Linked DNA regions of Mus musculus: region 1 is linked to region 2. Evidence: chromatin loops called from intact Hi-C (ENCODE). Cell type or tissue: heart. All regions are shown on one strand. Links, peaks and the distances in the headings refer to the core of each region. The heading gives the core; the rest is flanking DNA. Region 1 holds the start of Fig4 (FIG4 phosphoinositide 5-phosphatase). Region 2 holds the start of Cdc40 (cell division cycle 40).

What was found. A loop is a pair of places that touch in the nucleus more often than their neighbours do. Peaks named below come from ENCODE experiments on the same cell type or tissue, not always from the same donor. Only the 100,000 strongest peaks of a DNase experiment are listed, where the experiment ranks them.
Region 1: a loop joins it to region 2, with 2.2 times the contacts of the local background. A loop is called at or near these places in 5 of 42 quality-filtered maps.

Annotation. Positions count from the first base shown.
Region 1 is chr10:41,299,887-41,315,161 of GRCm38, forward strand. It overlaps Fig4 (FIG4 phosphoinositide 5-phosphatase), which reads right to left and starts at 3,355. Exons shown (of 23, transcript NM_133999.1): 1 at 3,101-3,355. The coding sequence starts at 3,166. Ak9 (adenylate kinase 9) reads left to right here and starts at 4,048. Exons shown (of 40, transcript NM_001370813.1): 1 at 4,048-4,119. In heart, for the core only: CTCF peaks have their summits at 2,962 and 4,387 (motif pointing right); DNase peaks (open chromatin) are centred at 3,245, 4,035 and 5,275; H3K4me3 peaks cover 2,591 bases; H3K27ac peaks cover 2,977 bases.
Region 2 is chr10:40,877,821-40,893,258 of GRCm38, forward strand. Cdc40 (cell division cycle 40) reads right to left here and starts at 5,323. Exons shown (of 15, transcript NM_027879.2): 1 at 5,067-5,323. The coding sequence starts at 5,255. It overlaps Wasf1 (WAS protein family, member 1), which reads left to right and starts at 6,007. Exons shown (of 9, transcript NM_001379453.1): 1 at 6,007-6,250. In heart, for the core only: a CTCF peak has its summit at 6,936; DNase peaks (open chromatin) are centred at 5,251, 5,611 and 6,471; H3K4me3 peaks cover 3,303 bases; H3K27ac peaks cover 2,326 bases.

The sequences.
Region 1 (15,275 bases), core at 1-8,000, 420 kb after region 2:
CAGTAAAACCCTAACTAAGACAAGAGGTAAACATTTTCTTATTGTACAACAACCCTAAATATCTCATAAGACATATTACCCTCACCGATGTTCTTCCCCCTCTGCTACTTCAAAATGAACCAAGAACAAGAAAGAAGACCCTCGGGGGCTTGCCCAGAGCAAGTGACTCCATGATGATCTGACAGCATAAGTCCAGGAGGTGAAGGTGTGGCTAATGTCTCAGCAAAATGGAAAATTCTGGGACCTTCAGGACAGCCCTTAAGGCTGCAGAAAAGAGCTCTAAATACATGAGTGATATATATATTCAACTATGCAAAATATAAGGATACAATATGAAGTATGAGGGGTTTCATGAATCTAAAGACCAAAGGCAGGTACACTATGAGCCAGCTTGTCAGAGAGATACAAAGGCAGGCAGAGCAAGTTCAAGGTCAGACAGAGCAAGGTTAGGCCCACGAGTGGTAGAAATTGTAATTTCAGGGCAAGGTCCCACCCAACTAGATCTTTTGTGCTTAACAAAGGCAGACAGATCTCTGAATTCTTTTGCTACATTAGGGGAAAAAAATGTATGCTTGCTGTCTCTTAAGAATTAGAGTAAATGACTGGATTGCTATGTAAAATAAGACTGGACTTTGTGTTCTACAGGAGATGAGCTATCCAGAGAATTTAGGATAAAAAGAACTGCTTGGAGAACAGATAAATATATAGACACACATACAGAGAGAGACAGAGTGAAAGACGGATGGAGACACACACACACAAGCAAGAAGAGCATGGACAGAGAGGTCTCTTAGAATATAGACAAAGAGATCTCCAGGGAGAAAGCGGAACACAGCAGCCTGGAAAACTGGATCAAGCAGAACACAACTTGGATCCACAATCTGACTTTCTCTTGTCCTTCTTTTCACTGCTTCCAGACACCCCTTCTCTCAGAACCCGTCTCCAGGCTGAGGCTGGTCCTTGGCATCTAAGCCTCCAGGTGACTGCACCACAGGTGACATTTCAACTGTAACTTCTGAGACCTTCAGGCAGATCCGATCAGACTCTCAGTCTACTGAAATTACTATCTAGATCCACTAACCTGGGGGGTAACTTGTTGCAATAGGTAAGTCACGTAAGACCTGCATTAGTTGTCCTGGCAAGTTTTATATCAACTTGACACAAGCTAGAGTCATATGAATGGAAGGAACCTCAGTTGAGAAAATGCCTCCATAAAATCCAGACGTAGGACACTTTCTAACTAGTGATAGATGGGGGAGGGCTCAGCCTGCTGTGGATGGTGTTATCCTTGAGCTGATGGCTCCTGGAGTCTATAAGACAGCAGGCTTAGCAAGCCTTGAAGAGCAAGCCAGTAAGCATCACCCATCCATGACCTCTGCATCAGTCCTGCCTCCATGTTCCTGCCCTGTTTGGGTTCCTGTCCTGACTTCCTTCAGTAATGGGCAATGATGTGGGTGTATAAGCTGAATAAATTCTTTCCCAAGTTTCTTTTTTTTTTTTTTTTTTTTTGGTTTTTCGAGACAGGGTTTCTCTGTATAGCCCTGGCTGTCCTGGAGCTCACTTTGTAGACCAGGCTGGCCTTGAACTCAGAAATCCGCCTGCCTCTGCCTCCGGAGTGCTGGGATTAAAGGCGTGCGCCACCACGCCCGGCTCCAAGTTTCTTTAGTCATATTTGTTTCATCACAGCAATAGTAGCCCTAACTATATTATAAATGAATTTAATATAAAACATGATAACATAAAGGCTAAAACTGTGAATCTTTTCAGTGAGACAAAGCAAAATATCATCATGGCCTGGGAACAAGCAAAGAACATGAAAAGCAGTAAGCACACACACACACACACACACTGAAAATAAGGGTCAGAAAATCTTGCCCATGTTTATAAATCTAGCACTGGGGAGGTCAAGACAGGAAGATTATGATTTTGATACTATCCTATACTCTCTCCCTCTCTCTCTCTCTCACACACACACACACATATAGTTAAGTTAAATTTCATCAAAATAAAACACTGGTGTGGAAACTTGGTTTAGTGGGTAAAGATTCCCAGGGCCCACTGAAAGCCCCACACAATAACACATCTCTGACCCCAGGGTTGGGGGTGCGGCGTATAGACAGGTAGAGCCTGGGCGAGGGACACTCATTGGCCAGCCAGTCTAGCAATATGGGAAGCTCCAGATTTAATGAGAGACATCTAGGGTCAACCCCTGGCCTCCAAACTCCTCCACGTGGGCACACATACCCACACACATGTACATGCACTACACACACACACAAATAAATTAAATTAAATAAAATTTCTAACAGGGTTTGTCGTCCTCAGCAACCGAGTTTTCATGGGTGCCACTGAAGACTTGTGGGAAAAGAAATTCTGTTTTATAAAGAATAGCATCTCAGCCAGGGCCTCAGAATGCTCAGCTTACCGGTGGGCTAAAATTCCCATGTGACAGTTTATTTACTCTCCTATTGAAGACTAGCCACAGTTCACTGAATATACCAAACGAGATACTCACACCCTAATATCATAGTGAAGGCCAGATTCAGATAAACCACACTATAGCAACTTTGTTTCCCAAGCACAGAAATGAGAAAAAAATAAGTTCTATTAGCACCGCTCTGCAAGCCAGAGAACTATTAACAGATGCGTCCGGGTCACAGAACCTCGAATCCCAGCAAAACAGTGCATGTGATTAAGACCAATCACGGTGATAGTATACCATGAAATCGCAAAATAGAAGCTACCTGGGCCAAGTTCACATTTTTTTTCATACCCCCTGACTTTACTGTAAGGAGTGGACTCAAGAACTTCAAGATTATGGGAAAGCAGAAAAGAGGAACTCTTTCAGAAGCTGTGTGCAGTTCCTGTGTGCCACAGCACCTGTCTGCACGCACTTCTTCCAGCCAGCCACATGTTCCTAAGCAAGACAGACCTGCAAACCATCCAGTGCTTGACTGCATGGCCCTGGCGGCCGAGCCTGCAGCGGCGCTGGGAGGAGAGGAGGGAGTACGGGGTGCTGCCTCTTCCCGACGACCCCACAGGGTGCCCCGATCCCCGCAGCGCAGTCCTCCCGCCCCGTCCCGTCGTTGTGGGTACTCACAGCTCTGGTCTCATACAGCACCAGCTTCTGGACCGAGCTGATGATGGGGGCAGCGGCCGTGGGCATGGCTCCAGCCAATGGCGGCCCCGCCACAGGGCACCAGGCCGCGGCCCAGGTCGTGACAGCGGCGGGGTTCCCCCTGGAGACAGAGCGAGGAGACCCCGCAGACCTCCAGCACACCAGACACAGCTGACAAAAACAGTGTCAGAACACCAAACGTTCAGCAGCGGGCTCGCCGGCTGCTTCCGGATTCCCTCAGCCCCGCCTCCCAACCAGCCCAGCCCAAACCGGAGGGGCGGGGCTACAGGATCACGGGGTTGCTGAGGGCGGACGCTAAGGGTGCCATCTTTCTTAAGGGCAGGCAAAAAAAAAAAAAAGAAAGAAAGAAAAAGAACCTGACTTATGTTGACCTTTAAAGAAAAGAAATCAGATGATTGGGTTCTCCTTTTGGAGCGGTTTCTCCGTGTTGTAATTGGTCTGTTTCTTCCTATATACTCTTTATTTTCCCGAAACCTGTCTCCTGGATGCCTGTGATTTTCCCCTGTTTTGTCGCCTATTTTATCTCCACGAAAGTCAATAAAGTTAATATTGTGGCTGTATGGCCCACAAATCTTTCTTAATTACATAAATGTGGCGCCTTTGGTATTTGCACATTTTATGTGTGAGGCTAACGGTCTGAATTCTAAAAGGGACCGTGCTGTGTAGGGCGAGCGCGCTGCTGTTAAGAGTCAGTTCTAGTTAAGATAAGGTTTTCGCGTTTGCTGTCTGGGCATAAGTAGGTAATATATGCACTCGCTCTGTTGGTCACCTCTACACTTTGGGAAAGGTGTTTTATAATTATGACTACATTTAAACACAGGCTTAAGAATTCACTTTGAATTACAGCTCCACCTCCCGAGGCCCCGCCCTCCAAGAGGCTCTGCACGCCGCCCACAGGTTTCCAAGGCAACCGCCTAACAGCTACCTAGAGCCTCAGTAGAGCCTCAGAAGATAGCTGCTGTCGCGTCCCCGGTCCACAGGTAAGCAGAGGCAGGGAATTGTCCACATTCTGGGTGCATTTTGCCATCAGTTGCAGGAAAGTACACTTCCGGCGGGGACCCCACACCAGTTGCTTTTCTTGCAAAGTTAAACCACGATCTCTTCATAAATCGACTTTTCAAAACCAGTTCTCCTTTTAGCTAAGGTATTTATCTCACAAATGCGGACTAAAGACTTGCCTGCCCCAAAGGGTAACAGTGGCCGCTAAAGTAGCACAGGCAGGAAGTGCTAGGTTTCACAGGGACCCCTCGCTATATTCCAGAATTCACCGCTAGAGGGCTCTCATACTGAAAAGAAAAAGGTAATTATTAAAATACAAACAAATAGCTGAAGAGGATATTAAAGTTTGCTGTAGATTCAAGGCAGGACGTTACAAGGTTTTTAGAGTATGATTATCTATTATCTATTATTGGTTTTGTTTCAGTTTGATATATCTTTTTTATTGAGAAACTAGAAAGAAAGAGGGCAGGAGTCTCAGTTATGGCATTTTATGCTGGTGGGGGGGTGGGGGGGTACGTGCGTGTGCGTGTAAGCCAGAGGCTAAGCCAGCAAGCCCCAGAGATCCACTTATCTCCATCTTGAACTGCATCTTTTAACTTTTCCATTTCACAATGGAAACCAGCTCTTCCCAATGCAAGCTAAACATCTGCAGAGCATTTTGGTTTAGGAAAGTCACTTTTTAAAAATAAATAGTTCTGATTTTCAAATATTGTTTTCCATTATTATTTTATACTACAATGGAGCACTTCCCTTTGAGAATTTTCTTAGTTTACATCACCCAGGAGCCAAACTGATAACAAACAAATGTGCCAAGTTGTTTCTATAAGGGTGATCCCAGGAACAGAAGCTGGGCAGGGAGGGGCTCTTGGAAAAGGGGGTATTGTCACACAAGCTTCTCTGTCAGCTAAACTCACTGGGAAATGGGGAGTACATACCTTGGAACCATTCCCTTTCGGGGGAGCAGGCGGGGAGGGACGTTGTGTTTACTCGCCAACTCCCGTGTATTACTGGTTGAAGCCTGCTAGGCAGAGCTCGGTGTCTTGGAACTTCCAATTTGCCTGAGCTCAAACAGAGGGGACGTGGCAGCTGGAGGAAGTTCATGGACAGAGCCCACATGCTGGTATCCAAAAGTCCAGCAGTGACCTAGAAAAGTTGCCTGACATGCATGAGGAGAGATCTGCTGTACTCCACCCTGTAACCACTCACACCCACTGTCCCCACACCAAGGTCACACCAGCCCAGCCCATCACCAGTCCCTGAAGACAGTAACTCGAGAAGTTAATGAGGTCAGCTGCAAAACCCCAGGTCTCTAACCGCTCACTCATCTCCATCTCTAACATTTCTAGGTCTTCCTTACTCTTGGTCAAAACTAATGTGAGTCTAAGCTGCTTGCCCTGCTTCCATCCCTGTGTCATGGCATGAATATACATCCCAGAGAATCCTGAGTTTAAGATTACCTTTGCAATCCCAACTCTATCATACCAAACCTGCCTCCCCTGCCAGTACAACTCCTCATGGACTTGTGGGGCCCGAAAGGGACCAGTTGATAACAATCGTTTTAGTTTTGAAAAACCTTGACTGAGATCCTTGATACAACCATCTCTCCTAGCAAACAAATCCAGTCTGCTATCACCAGAGTCTAAAACTGTGAGAAATTTCCCAAATCAATCACAATTGCCCAGGTCAACCACAAGGTGGTGGGGATAAGATCCACTTCTCCTGTTTCTTGGCTCAAAGCATTTTTCTAGTTTTGAAGTACACTGGCTGTCTCTATCCCGTACAATACTAAAAAGTGCTGTACCAGGACCTTTGAGAGGTCTGTCCAACACACCAGTGACTTCTAAGTGAGCTGGGATGTGTGTGGTAGAAAAAGTAAATCTCACATTTACACACGCATCTTACAATCTTTACTGTAAAGAAAATCCTTTGATTTAATGCAATATTATATGAGCTTCGTGATGATAAATGAGACAGCCCAACCATTTGTTAGCTGTGCTGGCCTACAGACTACAGATAGGGAAGGCACACTCACCTTCCCCCACCCCCATGTCACTGGTCCCTCACAGTGGGAAGAATCCTGTATAGCCAGTCTGTCAATGATAAGAGTTCTTGCTCCTCAAGAGATTGTATCATACCAAAGTCTTAGCCTCATCTCTGTGGAGATGTAGAACATCGGTTGTAGCGACTACTGTGAAGGAACCTTACTAAATCATGGCATAGTCTTAGCCACTTCATCCCTGCCACCATAGTTTTTCCATTTAGGAACCATTAGGAACTAGGAGGAGCCAAGAAAGACTGGCAGGCATCTACTGGATAATCATCTTGCTCACCTGTTTGTTCAGTACATCTTCACAGGTGTATGCTTTGTGAGTGGAATTCGTTTTCTATGCTGCAGAACAGATTGCTACAAATTGAACATCTTAAAATGTTTATTATCTCACAGTTTCCATTGCCAGGGTCCCTGGCATAGATCAGAGGGGTCCTCTGCAATCAGGTGTTAACTGAAATTGACTTTCCACTGGAGAGACAACTAATGTGGGAAGCCACATGTGCCGTTGCAGGGTGGTGCTGGCTTCTGCTGGCCACCACGCATACATAGGCAGAAAAGGTTTTTTTTGCCAAGATGAGGTTTTGAGGATTAACCAAAATTAACCAATCAGATGAGAGAGAAGTTAACCAATCAGATGTAGGCATGCAAATGAGGTGGTAAGCATAACCCAAGCACAACCAATCCGGGTGTGAGACACGCCTCTCCTAGGCCTATATAAGCAGCACCAGTTCTGGGCTTGGGGTCTCTTCGCCTCTGCAATCAAGCTCTCCCAATAAACGTGTGCGTTCTTGCTGACAAGTCAGGGCGCACACAAGAAACTAAGAATCCATTCCATGATTGAGAAAATCCATCTCTGGCAAGAGGACCGGGGTTCCTGTTTCCTTTAGCTGTTGGCTACTCCCCATCTGGAGGCCAAACACTGTTCCAACTGTGTGGTCCTCCAACAGTATGTCAGCTTACTTCTTAGCCTCTCTTCAACTGCTAAGATGAAGTCAAATATAATATAAAACAATCATGAAAAGCAAGTTACAGATCCCACTTGCATTCAGTGGAAGCCGTTACACAAGAGTGTGGTGGGGAAGATCTCCCTTTAAATGCATCTGGCAAGCGGTTTACAAGTCCAATCATGGGCTTTTTCTCTTCTGAACGTCTCCTATGGGCCCCCGATAAAGCCATTCAGAGTCTCCCACCAGTTTGAGGACTTATAAACTCTGTTTAAGGCTCTGCTCATAGGAACATTTACCTCAATTGCTATTTTTCAAAGCTATTTGCCAGAGCAACTAAACTCTAGCCGTGTGGCATTTACAGCTTGCATCGATATATCTCTAGTCTCCTGTGATGTTCCTCTCTCTCTGACAGCTGTTCCCAGAGAGTGCTACCTCAGTTTTGACCTAAAAAAGAAACATAAGAGACATAACAGGGCTGAGAGTGGGGCGATCAGAATACATATTTATGAACCTTATTTTCGCCCTTCCAGACCTGCCTTAACTCTATCACAGTTCTCTGTTTTATCTCTCATTGGGCTGCTGCAGCTTTCACTCAGCGTTAGGACTCTCCACCCAACGGTCCTTGCTAGAAAGACAGATGTCAGTTCCCACAGCTCTCCTCTTGATGGTTACAAGCCTCTCTTGGAAAAGAACTAAGGCATCACCCGTGTAAATACTTGTGGAGTCCTCAGTCCATTCTTGAGGACTCCTAGCCTCCTCTTCAGTGAATTAGTGTGGCAGACCACTGCGGAGCTTGCATGAGGTAGAGCCAGCGCTGATGGTGTGGGCACAGAAGAGCCAGCCCCAAGAGGCAGGAGAGCAGGGGAGCTGGCAGGCTGACCAACTCAGCTACCACCCAGGCCCAGATCCAGGGCTTTGAGTCGCCTCACCCCAACATCTACCCCATCTATGCACTGCTGGAGCATGTAAGGGGCTGGTCCTGAAGACCCAAAGCTACAGGACCTCAATGACATAGGGCAACAACAGGATATCTGAGAGGATCTAATACTGATAGTGAAGCAGAAGCTAAAGGCCTCGAACCCAACCATTGATTCACTGCAATGAACCTTTGCATGTTCGTTTCTTGTGGCATTACTGAAGGAGTAGCCCTTGCCATTCCAGAGAGCCCAGCATGCTAATGAATTCTCTGACCTCATAGTCATTTTAATCTAACTTATCAGTTCTGTGAACCTTTAAGGCCTTTCTCTAACCATTTGCCAAAGCAGGTCCAGCATTTCCATCTCAGTTACTGTGGGTTTCTGTTTCTTACAAGCTTTTAGGGACTTTACCGGCAATGAATTCAGTCTGCAGGTGGTGTTCTGCCGTGAAAGAACTGAAGTATTTGCAAACTCGTATCTGGTTTAAATTCCCCTGGGTGAATATCTCTCTCAACAGTCTTTGCCCTCTGCACAATCTGCACATCATTTCAAGAGCAATAACTGAGAAATGCTGGTCCAGGGAGAGAGCCCAGGACTTGGATCCTATCATCGGATGTGATGCCTACAAAAAGAGCTTTAACACCTTTAAAATCCAGTCTGCCAAAGTTTGCCTTTTCAAACTGATCTGTTAGAATTGATTTCCAACATTTTATTTTTGTTGGTTATATCTTCACATTTTCTCTTATTTCTTCTTTTTAGAATTTACTTTAATTAGTAATATTAGCATGAATTTAACATTCTATAATTTCCATTTTAATTTTTATAGATACATTGATGTATTAAAGTATATTGTTGTGATTTTTTAGCTCTCAAGAATTGGGTCTTTAGATCTTGGTCCGGGACCCGCCGAACTTAGGAAATTAGTCTGAACAGTCTGAACAGGTGAGAGGGTGCGCCAGAGAACCTGACAGCTTCTGGAACAGGCGGAAGCACAGAGGCACTGAGGCAGCACCCTTTGTGGGCCGGGGACAGCCAGCCACCGTCTGGACCGGAGGACAGGTGCCCGCCCGGCTGGGGAGGCGGCCTAAGCCACAGCAGCAGCGGTCGCCATCTTGGTCCGGGACCCGCCGAACTTAGGAAATTAGTCTGAACAGGTGAGAGGGTGCGCCAGAGAACCTGACAGCCTCTGGAACAGGCAGAAGCACAGAGGGGCTGAGGCAGCACCCTGTGTGGGCCGGGGACAGCCGGCCACCTTCCGGACTGGAGGACAGGTGCCCGCCCGGCTGGGGAGGCGACCTAAGCCACAGCAGCAGTGGTCGCCATCTTGGTCCGGGACCCGCCGAACTTAGGAAATTAGTCTGAACAGGTGAGAGGGTGCGCCAGAGAACCTGACAGCTTCTGGAACAGGCGGAAGCACAGAGGCGCTGAGGCAGCACCCTTTGTGGGCTGGGGACAGCCAGCCACCGTCCGGACCGGAGGACAGGTGCCCGCCCGGCTGGGGAGGCGGCCTAAGCCACAGCAGCAGTGGTCGCCATCTTGGTCCGGGACCCGCCGAACTTAGGAAATTAGTCTGAACAGGTGAGAGGGTGCGCCAGAGAACCTGACAGCTTCTGGAACAGGCGGAAGCACAGAGGCGCTGAGGCAGCACCCTTTGTGGGCCGGGGACAGCCAGCCACCGTCCGGACCGGAGGACAGGTGCCCACCCGGCTGGGGAGGCGGCCTAAGCCACAGCAGCAGCGGTCGCCATCTTGGTCCCGGGACTCCAAGGAACTTAGGAATTTAGTCTGCTTAGGTGAGAGTCTGTACCACCTGGGAACTGCCAAAGCAACACAGTGTCTGAGAAAGGTCCTGTTTTGGGCCTTCTTCTTCGGCCAGGAGGAGGTCCAAATACAAGATATCTGCGCACCTTCCCTGTAAGAGAGCTTGCCAGCAGAGAGTGCTCTGAGCACTGAAACTCAGAGGAGAGAATCTGTCTCCCAGGTCTGCTGATAGACGGTAACAGAATCACCAGAAGAACAATCTCTAAACAGAGTCAACTATAACTACTAACTCCAGAGATTACCAGATGGCGAAAGGTAAACGGAGGAATCTTACTAACAGGAACCAAGACCACTCACCATCACCAGAACCCAGCACACCCACTTCGCCCAGTCCAGGGAACCCCAACACACCTGAGAACCTAGACCTAGATTTAAAAGCATATCTCATGATGATGGTAGAGGACATCAAGAAGGACTTTAATAAATCACTTAAAGAAATACAGGAGAACACTGCTAAAGAGTTACAAGTCCTTAAAGAAAAACAGGAAAACACAATCAAACAGGTAGAAGTCCTTACAGAAAAAGAGGAAAAAACATACAAACAGGTGATGGAAATGAACAAAACCATACTAGACCTAAAAAGGGAAGTAGACACAATAAAGAAAACTCAAAGCGAGGCAACACTAGAGATAGAAACCCTAGGAAAGAAATCTGGAACCATAGATTCGAGCATCAGCAACAGAATACAAGAGATGGAAGAGAGAATCTCAGGTGCAGAAGATTCCATAGAGAACATCGGCACAACAATCAAAGAAAATGGAAAATGCAAAAAGATCCTAACTCAAAATATCCAGGAAATCCAGGACACAATAAGAAGACCAAACGTACGGATAATAGGAGTGGATGAGAATGAAGATTTTCAACTCAAAGGTCCAGCAAACATCTTCAACAAAATTATTGAAGAAAACTTCCCAAATCTAAAGAATGAGATGCATATGAACATACAAGAAGCCTACAGAACTCCAAATAGACTGGACCAGAAAAGAAATTCCTCCCGACACATAATAATCAGAACATCAAATGCACTAAATAAAGATAGAATACTAAAAGCAGTAAGGGAAAAAGGTCAAGTAACATATAAAGGCAAGCCTATCAGAATTACACCAGATTTTTCACCAGAGACTATGAAAGCCAGAAGAGCCTGGACAGATGTTATACAGACACTAAGAGAACACAAACTGCAGCCCAGGCTACTATACCCAGCCAAACTCTCAATTATCATAGAGGGAGAAACCAAAGTATTCCATGACAAAACCAAATTCACGCATTATCTCTCCACGAATCCAGCCCTTCAAAGGATAATAACAGAAAAAAACCAATACAAGAACGGGAACAACGCCCTAGAAAAAACAAGAAGGTAATCCCTCAACAAACCTAAAAGAAGACAGCCACAAGAACAGAATGCCACCTTTAACAACTAAAATAACAGGAAGCAACAATTACTTTTCCTTAATATCTCTTAACATCAATGGTCTCAACTCGCCAATAAAAAGACATAGACTAACAAACTGGCTACACAAACAAGACCCAACATTTTGCTGCTTACAGGAAACTCATCTCAGAGAAAAAGATAGACACTACCTCAGAATGAAAGGCTGGAAAACAATTTTCCAAGCAAATGGTATGAAGAAACAAGCAGGAGTAGCCATCCTAATATCTGATAAGATTGACTTCCAACCCAAAGTCATCAAAAAAGACAAGGAGGGACACTTCATTCTCATCAAAGGTAAAATCCTCCAAGAGGAACTCTCAATTCTGAATATCTATGCTCCAAATACAAGAGCAGCCACATTCACTAAAGAAACTTTAGTAAAGCTCAAAGCACACATTGCGCCTCACACAATAATAGTGGGAGACTTCAACACACCACTTTCACCAATGGACAGATCATGGAAACAGAAACTAAACAGGGACACACTGAAACTAACAGAAGTGATGAAACAAATGGATCTGACAGATATCTACAGAACATTTTATCCTAAAACAAAAGGATATACCTTCTTCTCAGCACCTCATGGTACCTTCTCCAAAATTGACCACATAATAGGTCACAAATCAGGCCTCAACAGATTCAAAAATATTGAAATTGTCCCATGTATCCTATCAGATCACCATGCACTAAGGCTGATCTTCAATAACAAAATAAATAACAGAAAGCTAACATTCACATGGAAACTGAACAACACTCTTCTCAATGATACCTTGGTCAAGGAAGGAATAAAGAAAGAAATTAAAGACTTTTTAGAGTTTAATGAAAATGAAGCCACAACGTACCCAAACCTTTGGGACACAATGAAAGCATTTCTAAGAGGGAAACTCATAGCTATGAGTGCCTTCAAGAAAAAACGGGAGAGAGCACATACTAGCAGCTTGACAACACATCTAAAAGCTCTAGAAAAAAAGGAAGCAAATTCACCCAAGAGGAGTAGACGGCAGGAAATAATCAAACTCAGGGGTGAAATCAACCAAGTGGAAACAAGAAGAACTATTCAAAGAATTAACCAAACGAGGAGTTGGTTCTTTGAGAAAATCAACAAGATAGATAAACCCTTAGCTAGACTCACTAAAGGGCACAGGGACAAAATCCTAATTAACAAAATCAGAAATGAAAAGGGAGACATAACAACAGATCCTGAAGAAATCCAAAACACCATCAGATCCTTCTACAAAAGGCTATACTCAACAAAACTGGAAAACCTGGACGAAATGGACAAATTTCTGGACAGATACCAGGTACCAAAGTTGAATCAGGATCAAGTTGACCTTCTAAACAGTCCCATATCCCCTAAAGAAATAGAAGCAGTTATTAATAGTCTCCCAGCCAAAAAAAGCCCAGGACCAGACGGGTTTAGTGCAGAGTTCTATCAGACCTTCAAAGAAGATCTAACTCCAGTTCTGCGCAAACTTTTTCACAAGATAGAAGTAGAAGGTATTCTACCCAACTCATTTTATGAAGCCACTATTACTCTGATACCTAAACCACAGAAAGATCCAACAAAGATAGAGAACTTCAGACCAATTTCTCTTATGAACATCGATGCAAAAATTCTTAATAAAATTCTCGCTAACCGAATCCAAGAACACATTAAAGCAATCATCCATCCTGACCAAGTAGGTTTTATTCCAGGGATGCAGGGATGGTTTAATATACGAAAATCCATCAATGTAATCCATTATATAAACAAACTCAAAGACAAAAACCACATGATCATCTCGTTAGATGCAGAAAAAGCATTTGACAAGATCCAACACCCATTCATGATAAAAGTTCTGGAAAGATCAGGAATTCAAGGCCAATACCTAAACATGATAAAAGCAATCTACAGCAAACCAGTAGCCAACATCAAAGTAAATGGAGAGAAGCTGGAAGCAATCCCACTAAAATCAGGGACTAGACAAGGCTGCCCACTTTCTCCCTACCTTTTCAACATAGTACTTGAAGTATTAGCCAGAGCAATTCGACAACAAAAGGAGATCAAGGGGATACAAATTGGAAAAGAGGAAGTCAAAATATCACTTTTTGCAGATGATATGATAGTATATATAAGTGACCCTAAAAATTCCAACAGAGAACTCCTAAACCTGATAAACAGCTTCGGTGAAGTAGCTGGATATAAAATTAACTCAAACAAGTCAATGGCCTTTCTCTACACAAAGAATAAACAGGCTGAGAAAGAAATTAGGGAAACAACACCCTTCTCAATAGCCACAAATAATATAAAATATCTCGGCGTGACTCTAACGAAGGAAGTGAAAGATCTGTATGATAAAAACTTCAAGTCCCTGAAGAAAGAAATTAAAGAAGATCTCAGAAGATGGAAAGATCTCCCATGCTCATGGATTGGCAGGACCAACATTGTAAAAATGGCTATCTTGCCAAAAGCAATCTACAGATTCAATGCAATCCCCATTAAAATTCCAACTCAATTCTTCAACGAATTAGAAGGAGCAATTTGCAAATTCATCTGGAATAACAAAAAACCGAGGATAGCAAAAACTCTTCTCAAGGATAAAAGAACCTCTGGTGGAATCACCATGCCTGACCTAAAGCTTTACTACAGAGCAATTGTGATAAAAACTGCATGGTACTGGTATAGAGACAGACAAGTGGACCAATGGAATAGAATTGAAGACCCAGAAATGAACCCACACACCTATGGTCACTTGATCTTCGACAAGGGAGCCAAAACCATCCAGTGGAAGAAAGACAGCATTTTCAACAATTGGTGCTGGCACAACTGGTTGTTATCATGTAGAAGAATGTGAATCGATCCATACTTATCTCCTTGTACTAAGGTCAAATCTAAGTGGATCAAGGAACTTCACATAAAACCAGAGACACTGAAACTTATAGAGGAGAAAGTGGGGAAAAGCCTTGAAGATATGGGCACAGGGGAAAAATTCCTGAACAGAACAGCAATGGCTTGTGCTGTAAGATCGAGAATTGACAAATGGGACCTAATGAAACTCCAAAGTTTCTGCAAGGCAAAAGACACTGTCTATAAGACAAAAAGACCACCAACAGACTGGGAAAGGATCTTTACCTATCCTAAATCAGATAGGGGACTAATATCCAACATATATAAAGAACTCAAGAAGGTGGACCTCAGAAAATCAAATAACCCCCTTAAAAAATGGGGCTCAGAACTGAACAAAGAATTCTCACCTGAGGAATACCGAATGGCAGAGAAGCACCTGAAAAAATGTTCAACATCCTTAATCATCAGGGAAATGCAAATCAAAACAACCCTGAGATTCCACCTCACACCAGTGAGAATGGCTAAGATCAAAAATTCAGGTGACAGCAGATGCTGGCGAGGATGTGGAGAAAGAGGAACACTCCTCCATTGTTGGTGGGATTGCAGGCTTGTACAACCACTCTGGAAATCAGTCTGGCGGTTCCTCAGAAAATTGGACATAGTACTACCGGAGGATCCAGCAATACCTCTCCTGGGCATATATCCAGAAGAAGCCCCAACTGGTAAGAAGGACACATGCTCCACTATGTTCATAGCAGCCTTATTTATAATAGCCAGAAACTGGAAAGAACCCAGATGCCCCTCAACAGAGGAATGGATACAGAAAATGTGGTACATCTACACAATGGAGTACTACTCAGCTATTAAAAAGAATGAATTTATGAAATTCCTAGCCAAATGGATGGACCTGGAGAGCATCATCCTGAGTGAGGTAACACAATCACAAAGGAACTCACACAATATGTACTCACTGATAAGTGGATACTAGCCCAAAACCTAGGATACCCACGATATAAGATACAATTTCCTAAACACATGAAACTCAAGAAAAATGAAGACTGAAGTGTGGACACTATGCCCCTCCTTAGAAGTGGGAACAAAACACCCATGGAAGGAGTTACAGAAACAAAGTATGGAGCTGAGA
Region 2 (15,438 bases), core at 2,849-10,848:
GAGAAATGTGAACTTCCCAGAGTACTGAAAGATCCACACTCCAGAGAAATCTATCTGCTGCTAGAGAAGCTCAGCAGAATTCTAGGTGGAAAATGAAAAGAAAGCCACAAATTCATTTCATAGGAAAAACAACAAAACTTCATATTAAATAAAATGGGGGTAGGTATCTACCTATAAGCTGTCAAAAAAAGAAAAAAATCACTTTCAAGGAAAACTAAATTCACTAGAAAAAGACAGTCCATTGTCAGTAACAATTGAATAAGAGAAAACATCTTAAGTGAGCTGAGAGGAATTCTCAGCTAATAAACTAAACCTAGTAAAATATCCAAGATGGAGTACTGAGCACTAACACTGTGAAGACAAACTAGAAGGGTAATCACCAACCACTCTATTAAAGGACAGCCTAAAGGAAGCACTTTGACAGAAAGCAGACATCTTTGCAGATAAGATGTAAAAAGGCCTGTCACTCATGTCTGTCTTGTGTGTACGTGTGCACACATACCAAACAAACTATCCCAAAAGGTAGGGATGGGAGTGGAATTGAAGTAGGGCCTGCACTGCTTAGAAGCTGAAGCTACTGAGTGACTCAGACATGTAGTTTCTAGGGTAACCACTTCAAGACACTTGGGGCATCATCTGTACATGGCAGCAGATAAAAAGAACACTGACTAAAAAAACCACCCAGAAGCATGGGTGCCTGACATGTTTCCTGCCTTTCTTCTACTACATCTACAGCAAGACATTAACAGTCTTAGATGTACAAGCGCATACTTTATAAAAACACGGAGATGGCTGTACCTCACTGGTTTTATATTACCTTCTTTATTTTTTCATTTAATGTGTATGTATGTATATATTTTTATTATTATTATGGGCAGAGGATGTAGCTCAGGCAATGGATTGTTTCCTTAGCATACACAAAGTCTTGGTGTGGATGGAATGGTGGCACAGGTTTATAATCACAGCACTTGGGATCAGAAGTTCAGGGTCACCCTTGGCTTCCTAGTGAGTCTGAGGTCATCCTGGGATATCCACGGTCCTGTCTGCATCCAACCAACCCAAAACATCTTGTTGTGTTTGACTCTGGCTAAAAGGCAAGTTTATGGTTATGTGCAAACTTATCCCTTTGTGCCTAGTTTTCAATACAGATGCACTGAGGCCAGGGACTGTTGTGTCACGGGACCTGGGTTACTGAGTGTTATTTTGTGGTCTAGCACAGGGGTTGGCAAACTCCAGAATATGAGCAAACTTTAGCCCACAGATGGTATTTTGTACTAACAAAATAATAATGGTATTTGCAGTCTTACTGTGTTGATTAAAACGAAATGAACATCAACAAAAAAGACTTGACAAAGTATATGAGGTCAACAGTGTAAGTCATGCTTGGAACTTGGTCCTTTACTGACGTTTGCGAATCTCCATATACATGATCAGTTGTTTTCTAAACCTTTAGTCAATCCCTCCTCACCCCACCCCCCGCCGTGCATGTGTGTGCGCGTGTGTGCGTGTGTGTGCGCGTGTGTTTGATGTCAAGGGTCTTCCTTAATCATGCTTCACTTTACTTCTGAGACAAGTTTCCCTCAGACCCTGGAGCTATACTGGCGAGTTAGGGAGCCAAGGAATAAGTTGTCGCTGACCTCCACAAGGGCATTTTAACATGCACCCCCACCCCCTACCTCAAAAACACAACAGGGCATACATTTATTTTTGGCCAAATACTCTCAGTCACAAGAGAATCATTCAAACAGACACGAGTAATTTCCTGCTTCACAATTCTCCCCTTGATAATTTTCTAACCCCTTTACTTCAGGGAGCTTTCCTTCTCTGGTGCACACTGCTCATCTCCTACAGAACCCACACAGCTGGGGATCTAGCCCAGCTCTCAATGCACCGCTGGTATCTTAGAGATTGATTCCAACTCATTCTCTTTACGTACTGAACCATTCCTTAGAGTCTGAAGTAAACAAGATGGAGAGGAAGCGTCCTCCCAGCCAGTGCCTGCTCCACTCCAAATCTGATCCTCCATGTCCTTACTTGGTCAAGACCTTTTCTTTTAGTTTTTCTTTTGTGTACAAGGCATTGGCGACAGAACACTCTCCAGGCCCCGGAAATGAACTTAGAAATGTGGTTAAGTGATGCCCTGGGCTACGACAAAAAGATAGAGATAGAAGAATCAAGGAGCCTGAGGCTGGGGGATCACAGGTTTGGGTCTATGAGGGAGGCAAGGGAACCCTGAGAAGGAGCTTGTTAACCTTGTGAGCTTTACAGATCCTTCAGCACTGAGGACGGCAGGCCTCACGCGCCGTATAAAGCATGAAGTGCTTATCTAAGAGACAGCGTGATGCTTTGGGGAGGGGATGTGAGTTCTGAATTTAGGAATGAACAGTCTTGATGTACTGTGTAGGAAAGACGTGGGTGTGCGGCTAGAAGAAAGAAGTACACAAAAAGTTATTCTTGTTTTAAAGAGAATCTGAACTAAACGGTGGCAACTGAAAAAGAAAGAGACATTTGATAAACATCACCCAGTCACAGTGGGAAAGAGTAGCTGTCACTCAAAAGCAAAGGCTCAAGAAGTCAAGAGTAATTCCCAGAGGAAAGGATGCTCTGAAGGCTGTGCTAAGGAAAACAGAGAGGAAGAGATCGAGTTGCGGGGGGGGGGGGGGGGGGGAGCAAAACCAACCAACCAGCCAGAAACACGATGAAGGGGAGGTAGCGGCTGAACAACTAACAAGCGAGTTAGAAGGGGAGGTAGCGGCTGAACAACTAACTAGCGAGTTAGCGGGGCTGAGGAAAAGGAAAACGGTGAGCCTTCTGTTTGTGGCTTGAGCCAATGAGCAGGATGTGGATCAATCAAAATGGGGAATACAAACGTGCACTAGAAAGACACTTAAGCTTTTAGCACACCATACAAAAGGGGCACAAGAGGCATTCTGGATAAGATTTAAAAAACATTAAGAAAGCTGGCATGGAGTTTAAGACAGGAGTTTACTAGGACAGCTGGTATTTAATCAGTATATAATTGTTACAGCTAAAATTGCTTTGCATTTTTGAAAATTGGTAGCTAAACATACTTGAAGGATGAGTAAGAATGGGCTCAGAGCTCTTAAGTGATGTCTCCAAGGAGGCCATGTGGCTAAGTGCTAGAGGGAGATATGAATAATACTGGAATCTTGATTCATGCCTATGTTAACCTCTTCACTGTGGTCACCTGTGAGCCACCAGAAGTATATACTGCAGTAAAAATATGTGAGACTATGTGGAGGGAAACTTGAAATAACAGCCTAGACCTAGAAAACCAAATGCTGACAGGGCTGGCAGAAGAATAGGGAACCTGAAGGCTGAGGATAGCTCGGTGGACATCATAGGAAAACTAAAGAATAGAGAAAAGGAATTATAAGAGCTATTTGATGCAGAGATTTAATTCAGATGGCAGAACGGTCTCATGACTGCAAAAGGCCTGGAACACCATTTCCACCAAGTAATTAATCAAGAAGCCAAGGCTAGACTGTACTGAGCTGGGGTGGGGAACCCTGTGACAAATCAGGGGAACAATGCATAGCACTGAAAGTTGGAATGTCTAAGGAACACACGGGGAAGGCTGCTGGAAAGTCATAGGCTGGCAGAGCTTTGTTCTGTTCTAAAGATAGACTTCCCAGTGTTCTTTCATGCCAGATGTCCTTATAAAAAACTTCAACTTCATAAATGACACAAACAAGACCCAGGGAGAGCTTAGTTAGAAATCTTCTTCTTTTCCCTCGTCAGTCTTTGAGCTGGTCATTCACTCACACAGGGCTTACTACAGACTGATGCTCTCAAAGGGCTCAAGACACACTAAGTCTTCTCCTAAGTTTGGAAACTCTTGCTTTAGCTAACGTGGTCTCTCTCTCTTCGAATTGACATTTCATTTATTTATTTATTTATTTATTTATTTTATTTATTTATTTTGGTTTTTTGAGACAAGGTTTCCCCGTGTAGTCCTGGCTGTCCTGGAACTCACTCTGTACCAGGCTGGCCTCGAACTCAGAAATCTGCCTGCCTCTGCCTCCCAAGTGCTGGGATTAAGGCATGTGCCACCACTGCCTGGCAACTTTTTATTTTTTTATTTTTATTTTTTTAAGAAAGGATTTGTCTGAGCAATCTACACACACAAAAAAAAAATCACACTTCTACCTTATTCTTTGTTGTGGTTATTACCCCATCCCATCCCCACCCCACCCCCCACCCCCGGACACCCAGTGTTCAATTCAATCTGTAACTACTTTATTTGTCCACATTTAATTGGTTGTTTCACCCACGAGAATGATTCCAGTATGAACTATGATAGCAAAGATGTTCTGGTTGGTTGACCCTTGTGGCTTTAATCCTGTTGTTACTGGGAAACAATACATGCTCCATAGAGAACTATATTATAGAACTATAGAACTGGGTTTCCCCCTTTATCAACTTCCTCGGTTGGGTTCGTGCATGCTACTTCCTAAACTTTATGTCCTTTTCCCATTCATTGTATTAACACAAAGAATCACAATAGCTAACATGTATCGCTTTCCACTAGATAGATATTCGGCTCTGTGCTATAATCTTTACCATATAATTTCACTCAATCTTTACAATAACCCCCCGATAAATATGTTTTTATACAGCTATCTTCATTGCACAACTGTACAAAAGAACGTTGTGTAATTTGAAAGTAGTGAAGCCAGGATTCGTGCCGAGTTCCTCAAAAACAAAACAGTGCCTGGCCGTGGCTCACTTCTAGTGAGGGTACAAATTCTAGTTTGAAAGTCTTGATCCAATATTATCTATGCTCTGAACTTATAACTGATCTAATAAGGCTACATCTTAGTCTACAAATTCAAACTTTCCTCCTCTCCTGAACTAATTTTATCCGACGGAGATAGGAAGGACAGGGGTTAGTGGAGAGCTGCTCCGTACTTCTAATCGTCAAGGAGGATGTGGGAAGAGATGTAAACGCTAGTTACATACTTCTCAGCGCCAAGGTAGACCAGCCTCTAACCCGAGACGAGCTGAAAGCAGTTCCTGAGCTTATTAGTGTCCAAAACACTTACCTTAACTGCCACCTCCGGAGCCGAGTCCACCGCCACGGTCAGAGAGAGCTTGGCTGAAGGCGATTTGGTCAAGTGCATGAGAGAGTCCGCGGCTGGCAGCGGACACCGACTGCCCTCACTGTCCGAATCCGATTCGGACCCCGAGCCCGAGCCATACGAAGCAGCTAGAGCTGCAATCGCAGCCGACATGACTGCAACAGATACTCTCTGCTAAGGCCAGGCCAAGGCGGAAGAAGCAGCGTCTCCCAGGTCCTGTCAGATTGTCATGGAACTCGATATTTACCTCCTTTAAAAAAAATCATTTATAACTTCTCGAAAAAAACTTTATTATTGAGATAACTGTATCAAAACTTGAGATTCACAAACATTTATCTAAAGAAGCACAAGGGATTACAACTATTTGTAACTTTCAGGACCTCGTTGATTAAAGACCCAGTCCTGAGATGTGTTTGAAGCCTCGAGGACCTTCACTCCCGGCGTACAGTGCGGCGAGGAGCTCGCGGCACCATGGGAAATGTAGTTTGGAGCGAGGAGGTGGAGCCCGGCAGAGGGGGCCTGCCTTCGACCCCGCCCCCAAGAGGATGCTTCATTCAATTGGATGTCATCTTCCCTCATTCCCGAGCCCAGCACCGTTCTCTCCGGCCCCCTCCCCCAAAGTGCGGATCGGGCAATACCACAGAGCCTCAGGACAGGGGGAAGCGCCGTCCTCTTGCCCACGGACGGGTAAGTGGGTGGATGCTCATTCTCCCACCATGCCGCCGTACGCCCTGCAGGGTTCGAGGGGAGAGTGCGAATCCTAAGTTCAGAGACCTGGGACCCGTCCGGTGCAGCTCCGGGGAAAGGTCGTGAGGCCAGGCGGAGAGCGCCCCGCGGCTCCCCCTGCTGCAGGCGCGGGTCCCCGCGCCCGGTTGTGGAGCGTCGCGCGGGGAGGGGGCGGCGCAGGGCAGCGGCTGCTCGCGGTGTTGTTCGCTCGCGCGTCGAGCGCACCGCGGCTCGGGCGAGCAGTGGGCGCCCCCGGCGGCATTCCCGGCGGCCCGGCGCCTCAGCCAGTGCCCGGCGCGGCTTCCATCCCGCAGCCCGACGCTCCCGAGGGGCTCCTGGTGGCGCCCCAGTGCGGAGCCGGACCGGCGGCAGCCGCCGAAGCATGTAGAAGGGGTACGGCGCGAGCCCCCCACGGTTTCGCGGTGAGCACGAGTCTCTCAGGATTTTGTCCCTTTTTTTTCTTCCCGGGGTCCTGACGAGGGAACTGTTCTCCACCGACCCGAGCCGAGAGGGGCGTGTGGATGAGCCGGGGTCTGCAGCGGCGGCGATGGATGGGCGCGCCGCCCCCGCCCCCATCCCGGGCTCCCCCGCGCCCGCCGCCCAGCAGCCCGGGCTGCGCGTGGAGGACGAGGCGTGGGATCTCGGGCGCGGGGACTGGCCCGAGGCTGCTCTGGGTGCAGCATCTGCGGCTCTCACCTGCGGCGCGGGGTTCGGGGCTCCGATCCCGCCGCTCCGCCCTTGTGCATCGGCGCCGGCGAAGGCTGCAGCCAGTCGCGGAGCCCTCGGCTCGCCCGGCGTGCCAGCGGTTCTGAAAAGCGAGCCCTGGCCGCGGGTCTTTGCGCCGCGGCTCTCTGCACGACCATGGTAAAGCGAGTGCGGGCATCCCTTTATATTCCAGTTTGGAAGAGAAGGCAGAGAGGGTGCTGGCTCTTTTGATGCCTGGAAATGGGGAGGTTCCTCGGGCAGAGTTAGGGAGACGCTTGCTGGGCTCTGATGTCGGCAGGACTCGCCCATTGTGCCACCCAGATAATTATTCAACTATGCAGCATCCATTGCACCTTTCCCATTTTTCTTTTCCCCTAGCTACAGCATGCCCCCTAGCTTCCGTAGACACCTTCTCTAGCACTTGCGGATGATGAACTAGAATAATGGTGAAAAGAAAGCTCATCGGATCCCAACATTCACGACCTGCCCTGTGACTGACTAATTAATACCTAGCTAGAATAGGTACTTTAATTCGACTCATTCTGACCCTATCCTTTACTATACAAAATGTGCCCGACATTCTATTTACATTTTTTTCTTGGTGTTCACATTAGCTAAGTCTTTATTTTCAGTAATCGGTGTGATTAGTTTATTAGTTGTTCAGTTGTACAAACATCCATTGACATTGTAAATTTAATTGGTAAACTTTCATTTTTCTAATTGTTGGGAGCCGCATAACACAAGTACAGATGCAGTCCCATTTGGAACTCACAGGAACAGTTTATCTTTGATCTAAGTTTCTGTTAGGGAAAGTATTTTTATTTATTTTGAATATTTGAATAACGTACTTATATATAAAATTTTCCGTTTTAATAAGAAAAGTTTTGTATTTGTAGAATATTTGAACATCCGATTTACTAATCATATCTTTCATTTGAATGAGAGGGAGGATTTAATATGGGAGGAGAAAAACTCCCTAACTTGGATTTTAATTTTCACTTAGTTCTTTTTAAAGTATATTTTATTGCCAGTTACAGTTTTTTTCTTTTAACTCTTATCGACATGGATATGAGTAGATCCAGTTTTGAATACCTTAAGGACAGAATATATCTCAAAACCTTGGGAAAAAAACATAGCTACTTACTACTTAAATGATATCATTTAAGAACAGCCTATGAGCCACTAGAAACATCTTTTCCTTTTTATCGGCTTTCCCCTCTTTATGTGTTTAAGCTTGTTTTGTTAACCCTTTCGATACGAACAGAATTGTACACGGACGATGCAAGTGTTTGGAGGTGCAGGGATTATTTAATTTGTAAAGGGCATACATTTAAGTTGACGGTGTAGAATCATTTTTTTTTTTTTTTTTTTTTTTGGCTAGGAAAGACCTTGCAATTTACAAAGTGGACATCTTGCCTTGGTTTCCTAACATGTAAATGGAAACAATACTCTTATGCCACACAATAGTATGCGTTAAATCAGAGAAGATATTTTCCCAGTACTTTTAAACTAACTTTAAGTATTTTAATTAATCGATGAATCATGAAGAGGCTTTGGTATGCTTTTCCACAGGGCCTGGGAAGGGCTGATTTACATTTGAGTTTGCTTTGGCCAGATGGCTTTAGCTTGAATTTATTTCTCGTTTTTTAACTATAGACTTAATGCCTACATATAATAATTATATAGTTAATACTGGTGAAAATAATTGGTAACGAGTAGAATAATGAGTTAAATTTGTGAAAAGTCTAGAAAATATTGAAGATCTCTTAATTTAGAAATGGTAGTTAATATATTTCATAATTGTGATTACTTATAAGATGCATTGAAGGTCAGCTTTATTGGTTGGATTTCTAAATGGCCATATGTTGAGAGACAGCACATTGGTATAGTATAATACTCAATTTATTTTTTGTTTAATTTTAAGAATAATTTAAGCTATCTTTTCCAAAGGCTTGATCTTCAGTAGAGATTATATTTGGGTTCTTATTAAAAGAGTAACTCCTTTACCTTCATAGCAGAAACTACTGTTGAGACTATATTATTATAGCTTTTATTAAGATATTAGACTTTTGGTTACTTTGTGGGAGGAAATCATATAGATGAAAAGTCTCTATATGTGAGTCTATAATTCATTAATTTATAATTCATTGATTAGCTGATTTGTTTTAGAATTATCTTAATTATATTTTATCATATTTTCTTAAATATAAAGAGCTACAATTTAGCTTTTTTTTTTTTTTTTTTTTAAATTGGGTAAAGAAAAAGTCTGGTTTTTCTTTTTTTTTTTTTTTTTTTTCACTTTCAGTCCATTTTTATTTTGTGAAAAAGCAGCAAATCAACATTACAACTGAGGAGGAACCTGAGTGTGCGTCCGACAGGGAAGCACACGGCTAAGTGGAGTGGCAAGGGTTTCAAAAAACCCATCAAATGTCTGATCTCCCAATCTCCAGATAAACAGCACTCTGTGAAGTGACTCGCAGGGGTCAGAGGTTATTGCTGTGGAGACAAACCTGCAGTGCAGTAGCGTGAGTCTTGGGCATGAAGCACAATCAGCTCAGCAGAGTTAAGTGGACAGCATGTTAAGAAACTGTGTGGAGGGAGGGAGGCAGGGCGAGGCAGAGTCTGTACGCCAGTTGACCCAAGAACAACAGAGAGAGATCGAAAACTTTCCAACTGAGACCAGGCAGAGTAAATCTCCATTTTTTTTTTTTTTAAAGAATGGCAATTAAACTTACAATTCCAACAGCCCACAAACCAAATAAGAATATTGTAAAAAGAAATTCAAACTATGTTCAGAGAGCTCACCCCACCCACTATCTCACTCTGAGCACCCCGAGGAAAATAGAAGCATCCATGACTATCACAGATGAAAACAACATCAACATCACTGGAATCAGTTTTTCCCCACTGAGGTATAAAATCTATATAGAAATCTCATACTATACTATAACAAATTGTACTTCTCATAATTCTTTTTAATTTCCTTTAAACCCTGTTTGACATAATTTTTATTGTTGTAAAAATGTTTTCATGATTCTGAACCTGGTTCCAGCTCTTTTCCACTTACTTAGAAAAAGTCTGGTTTTTCTTGAGCTCTGTGAGACAGGAACTATCCTGCAGCTTTACTGTCACAAATCCAAAGATGGTGGCAAAGGGTTCATCTGTGTGCCACAAACAAAAGGAGTGAAGAAGGAGGAGCAAACATTTGATTTACTAAAGCAGCGTGGGCTCTAAAGAGAAAGATATGCTTGGATTGTTTTTGGAACCTCTGCTTATAATCCTTTTACCGCATGTTATTGAGCTAGCACTAGGTATTGCATGATGGAGATGTTGGCAGCCTACATGGAAGGACAGTAATGATCTTGCAGCACACTTCCTGAAAATGGACGGGAACGCTTCTGTTTCCGAAGTTATCTTTCTCTGTGACTTCAGTGTTCCAGTGAAATCTTAATAAAAAAGATGTATATAAATGATGTCTTGTGCTTGTTTGTGTAACAGGTTTTAAAAATAAATGACCTCAAGATAGAACTTCGTAAAATTAAGAATTGTGGCTTATTTGTTTATTTATTATATACAGATTATAATTTTAAAATTTTTATCTTCTCTTTTTTTTTTTTTTCCTTCTCAGTGCTGGGAATAAAATCCAGGGCCTCATGTGTGCCACACACTCTACTACTAAGCTATACTTCCTGCCCTTAACTTTGGATATTGAATTTTCATAAGTTGGTAGTCTTAACTTATTTATTACGTTTGAAAATCATACCATACTGTAGAACTTTGCAGTAGTTTTTTTTTTTTTTTCTCTCATTGCTGAGATAGAATAACAAAAACTAATGAAAGTGGCTTTCAGGAGGAATGATCTGTTTTACTTAGTGTTTGAAGGAATATGGTCCATCAAAGGGACAGGGGCAGGGCATAGTTGCAAGACCATGAGGCAGCTGACCGTACAACATCTGCAGCTAGGAATGAGAGAGACAAATGCTGTCTGCACTTAGTTTTTTTCTGTTTTATTCAGCCAGGATCCAAGCACATAGGATGGAGTCATCAGCATTTAGGGTGGGCCTCAGTTATCCAACTCTGGAAACCTCCAGAGATGTGTCTCCTGGGTGATTAGACACCCACTGGAGTTTCCAATGAAGACTAACCACCACAGACTTGGAACTTATTTTCCCAGAAACTATTTACTTCATGATTAGACTCAGCCTACCAAAAGCCTACTTAACCCATAATATCCTGCAGTTACTAGATTATGTTACTGGATTATACTAGTAATTATAAAATTCTAGAAAATCATAAAATTTATGCTAACAACTATAAATACACCAACATAAGTATACAGCGACAGCATTATTGAAACTTCCCCGCTCTCATCCATGGAACAGGAAGAGGAGGATATTTCTCGGAGTTTGTATTGCTTTGCCTTATCTCATTAGGCAGGATGTTAGGGAAATTGCAAGGGTGTAGGGTCTTCTTGTGATTTTACTTCTCAAGGGCTTTGGTTTTGTCAATTGCAGTATCAAAAAGGTTGAAGTAGAGGACCCCTGCTCTGGTTTCTTCCCTAGAACAGAAGTCTGAGGTACTTGGAGAAATCTGTGGGCCTCCCCTTTCTTGTGAGACATTTTCCTTTCTAATATTTCTGCCTATACATTTGTCAGGGATTTTTTTTTCCTTCTAGTTCTACTTCTGAAAAGAGTGTAGTTCTAAACTTTTCTTCATCTGTCTCCTTTTGGAAGCAAGTTCTTAGGTTGTTACTAATTTTGATGGTTTTTAAAATAAGCTCTCAGCACAATTAAATGTTATTATAATTGTACATTATACTTCGATGGGGTGTGGAAGGATTGGAGGCAGGTTGAAAAACGAATTATAAATGCTTCAAGGAGAGAGGCGTTTTGAATGTCTGTCCTTCCACCCCCGGCTTCATTTTTATGTTCCAGTGCCTGTTTTTTAGCTTAAGCTAAGTGGATTTTGCAGTTGCTACAGAAGAGCAGGCAAGGCTTTCTGCTGTGAGAATGTGTTGTGAGAAAGTGACTCATGAAACAGCTGTTTGTCACTTAGGTTGGAGGTTTTTAATGGACTTATTTGGAGATTAATGATATTCAGAGATAATGTATAGCATGTTCTCCTAAACAGGAAGGAAGTACTGTTATATGCTTGCTCTAAATGCAAGTCACTCCATAGGGTCTCTTACATTTATTTTACCAAATCAGTACCACTGGTGTCAAGTCTCATTAGGATTTTATGGAAGATTATATCAACAAGTTAGCTAAATCAAAAAGATACAGCTTTCTGCTATTCTGCTTTTTCCCTAGGATGCCCAAAGGTTGAACAAATTTGTTTTCTTTCCAGTTGTCCAGGCTATAAACTACAAACTCTGAGACTCCTAGTGACTGTTCCCTTGCCTGTAGACTAGGTAAATAAGTGGCCATATCTAGGACCTCACAAGAAGCCTTACAAGGAGCACCTAGCTTCCTGACTATAGGCTAGGTATGTCTTTGTCCATGGTCCTGAGATTGAGTTTGCTAAAGATGCCATTTTTGTTGTGTCTTCGTAGTAAGTCTTTATTCTACCATGTATTGATTGGACTTGTATTTTAGATAGTTGCCAGCTACCCAAGAGCATTCCATCATAGATGATATAGTTAGTTTGAGGTCACATGGCTAATAAAATTGGAGGTCAACACAGATAATGCAATTTCCAGTCCCTCTTTTTTCCTGCTACTTAGACTGTCGGGAGCATCATTTCTTAAAGCTAAGAACCTCAGAGGAACTCTGTAGAATGGACTTAAATGTTGTTATCTCTTGAATTTAAATAATGAAGGCAGCAGATCTTTTTTGATATGTCAAATAGTGGACTAGCTTCTTGCTATTCTTTCTTCTTGAGTGGCTAATACTCTAATTAGCTGATGCCTCTGCTTTAATTAAATCAGCTTAGAAGAAGAACCCTTTGTGTCACAATATGGATTACCGTGTTTGGTTCCTCTATCAAAGATTAAGAAAGCTCTCTTATTTTTATTTATTCTTTGCTTGTTAAATTTGCTTGCAAATTTGTCTACAAAATCTAAGCAGTTTTATTTTCTATAGAAATGTCTCCTGTCTTATATTTGTCCATTTTTGGTAGTTTTTAACATACTTGTACAAGAGTTTATGATAAAAAGTTATAGAAAATTTAAGCAGAAAGAAAAGAAAGTAACTTGTATCCTAGTGGAGAGTACAGACTAAGAGTTTCCTGAAACCAAAGCAAAATCTTTCTGATAGACTTAGAAATCTATCAGGTTCGTTGTTTCTAAAGAGCCTTCTGTGACCTCACTGATTTTTCTCTCTTGCTCTCAGTTTTTAATTGCATCGATTCCTGTCCTTTTTACTAGTTTCTTTCTACTTACGCCAGGCCCGTTACCCTTAGTTGCTTGAGTTGGAGGTTTATTGATTTAAGATCCTTTCTTTGCCACTTCTCCTCCTTCCGGATTTTGAGATAGAGTCTCATGTACCTCAAAGCAGCTTCAGTCTTGCGTTTGTAGCTGATGATCACCCTGAACTCCCAGACTTCTTTTCTCCATTTCTAAGGTGTTGGAATTAAATGTATAAACCTCCAGACCTGACTCCTTTTATTTCCCCAAAATAACCATTGATTTTTGAGCTATCTCACAGATTTGAGAATGTACTTTCTTTTAGTTCTGATTATTCAAAGTAAATTCTTTTGAGACCTTTGAACTATTATATTTAATTTCTAAATATTTTGATATTTTCCACTGTCCTCTGAGAGTATGCATTGTATAGTTCCTATTCAATTTTCACCAGTGTATTTTATAACCTGAAATGTCATCTGTCTTAGTGAATGGACCATGTGAGCTAGAGAGGAATATATTCTGTTTTGGAATTAAAGTACTTTATACATGTCATTTAGGTTCAGTTGATTGATGGTTGGTTTTTGGTTGTTTTTGGTTTTGTTTTTTTAGTTTAACTGTATCTTATTTTTCTGCCTGTTGGGTCTATTAGTACTAATGAGGAATTCTGAAGCCTCCAATTCTGCCAATATATCCAGCTACTTCTTACCATTTTGTCAAGTTTTACCACACACATTTTGATGTTCTATTCTGAAGAACGTTGTACTACTCAGGGTTCTCTAGAGTCACAGAACTTATGGGTAGCCTCTATATAGTAAGGGAATTTGTTGATGATTTACATTCTGTAGTCCAACTCCCAACAATGGTCAGCAGCAGCTGAGAATGGAAATACAAGGATCTGGCAATTGCTCAGTCCCTCAAGGCAAGCAGACGAAGGAGAGAGAGAGAGAGAGAGAGAGAGAGAGTAAATCTTCCTTCTTCCAATGTCCTTATATGGTCTCCAGCAGAAGGTGTGGCCCAGATTAAAGGTGTGTGCCACCACGCCTTTAATCCCAGATGACCTTGAACTCAGAGATCTCCCTGTCTTAATCTGGGATTCATAGCCACTATGCCTCAAGATCTCCGTACCAAGATCCAGGTCAGAAACTGTATCTCCCAGCCTCCAGATTAGGATCACTGGTGAGCCTTCCAATTCTGGATTGTAGTTCATTCCAGATATAGTCAAGTTGACAACCAGGAATAGCCACTACAAATGTGTACATTAAGAGAGATTGTTGTGTTGTTTTGGTAAAGGTATCTTTATTATAGTATACTTTTACATTCCAGATAACTCACCTCATGCAGAGGCTTCCCTGGTTTACGCTGGCTACTTCAAGCTTTCTTTAGGTTCATATTGACATAGTTAATATTTGTATTTTCCTTCCCTCTGAAGAACTTGTTTGGTCAACTTGTTAACAGAAGTATTATCACTGGTGACCAATTCCCCTAGTTTGTAGTTATCTGAAAGTCCAACACAAAACTTTAGTTTGGTAAGTTTGTTCTTCCAAGATTTTCTTCATCCTTTCATTTTAAATCTATGTCTTCATAAAATAGATTTCTCCTAGACTGTATGCAGTCGGACCTTTTTACTCCCTCAATATCTCTGTCTTTTAATTGGTATATTTGAACCATTCACATTTAAAGTAATTAATGATAGTTGGATTGATTGCTATCATATTTTTAACTTATATTCATTGCTTTTGTACTTTGCTTTTTTTAAAAAAATCTTCTTTATCTTCTCTGACATTAATTGAATATTTTATATGGCTCAATTTTTCTCTCCATTCTTAGAATATCAATTATATATTTTGACAGTTTCTTTTAATGGCTACCCAGATTTTTTGGATACATTTATGGTTAATCTCAGTCTCTGTATAAATATACTAATGCCACTTAACATGTAGTTTAGGTATCTTTTAACAAAATTCCCAATTCCCCTGCCCTATCCTTTGTAATATTGTTGCCATTCATTTGATTTAATTATATCACATGATAATTTGTATTATTTTTAAATGAATTAATCTCTGACATCCTTTATATTCTTATATAGATCTGGCCTATTTTAGTATTTTCTTTCCCTCTGCAGAAGTGTTTTGTCATTTCTGGACAGGCATCTTTACTGGTGACAAGTTCCCTTGGTTTTTATTTGTCTGAGAAGGCAGTTAGTTCACAGTTTGGAATGACTGAAGCCAAAGTCTTAAGTTGGTAGCTTTGTTCTTTCAACCCTTGCAGTACCTCATTCTTCAGCATTTGAGCAGCTGCTGCTGAGAGCTCAGTGTAATTCTTACCGTCTGTCTATATAAGGAAGATGGTTTTCCTCGTCAGGATTTTGTTCCCATGCTTTTCAGATTTAATTTAGTTTAATTAACCAATTAGTGCTAGGGGATCCAACCTATTGCCTCATCCATGCTAGGTCGGTTCTCTAGCACGGAGCTGCAATCCCAACTGACTTGTCTTTGCAATTTGAGTATCATCTGCTTAGGTGTGTTGTGTCTGGTATTTGGTGGTCTTTGTGGGTCTGTCTTT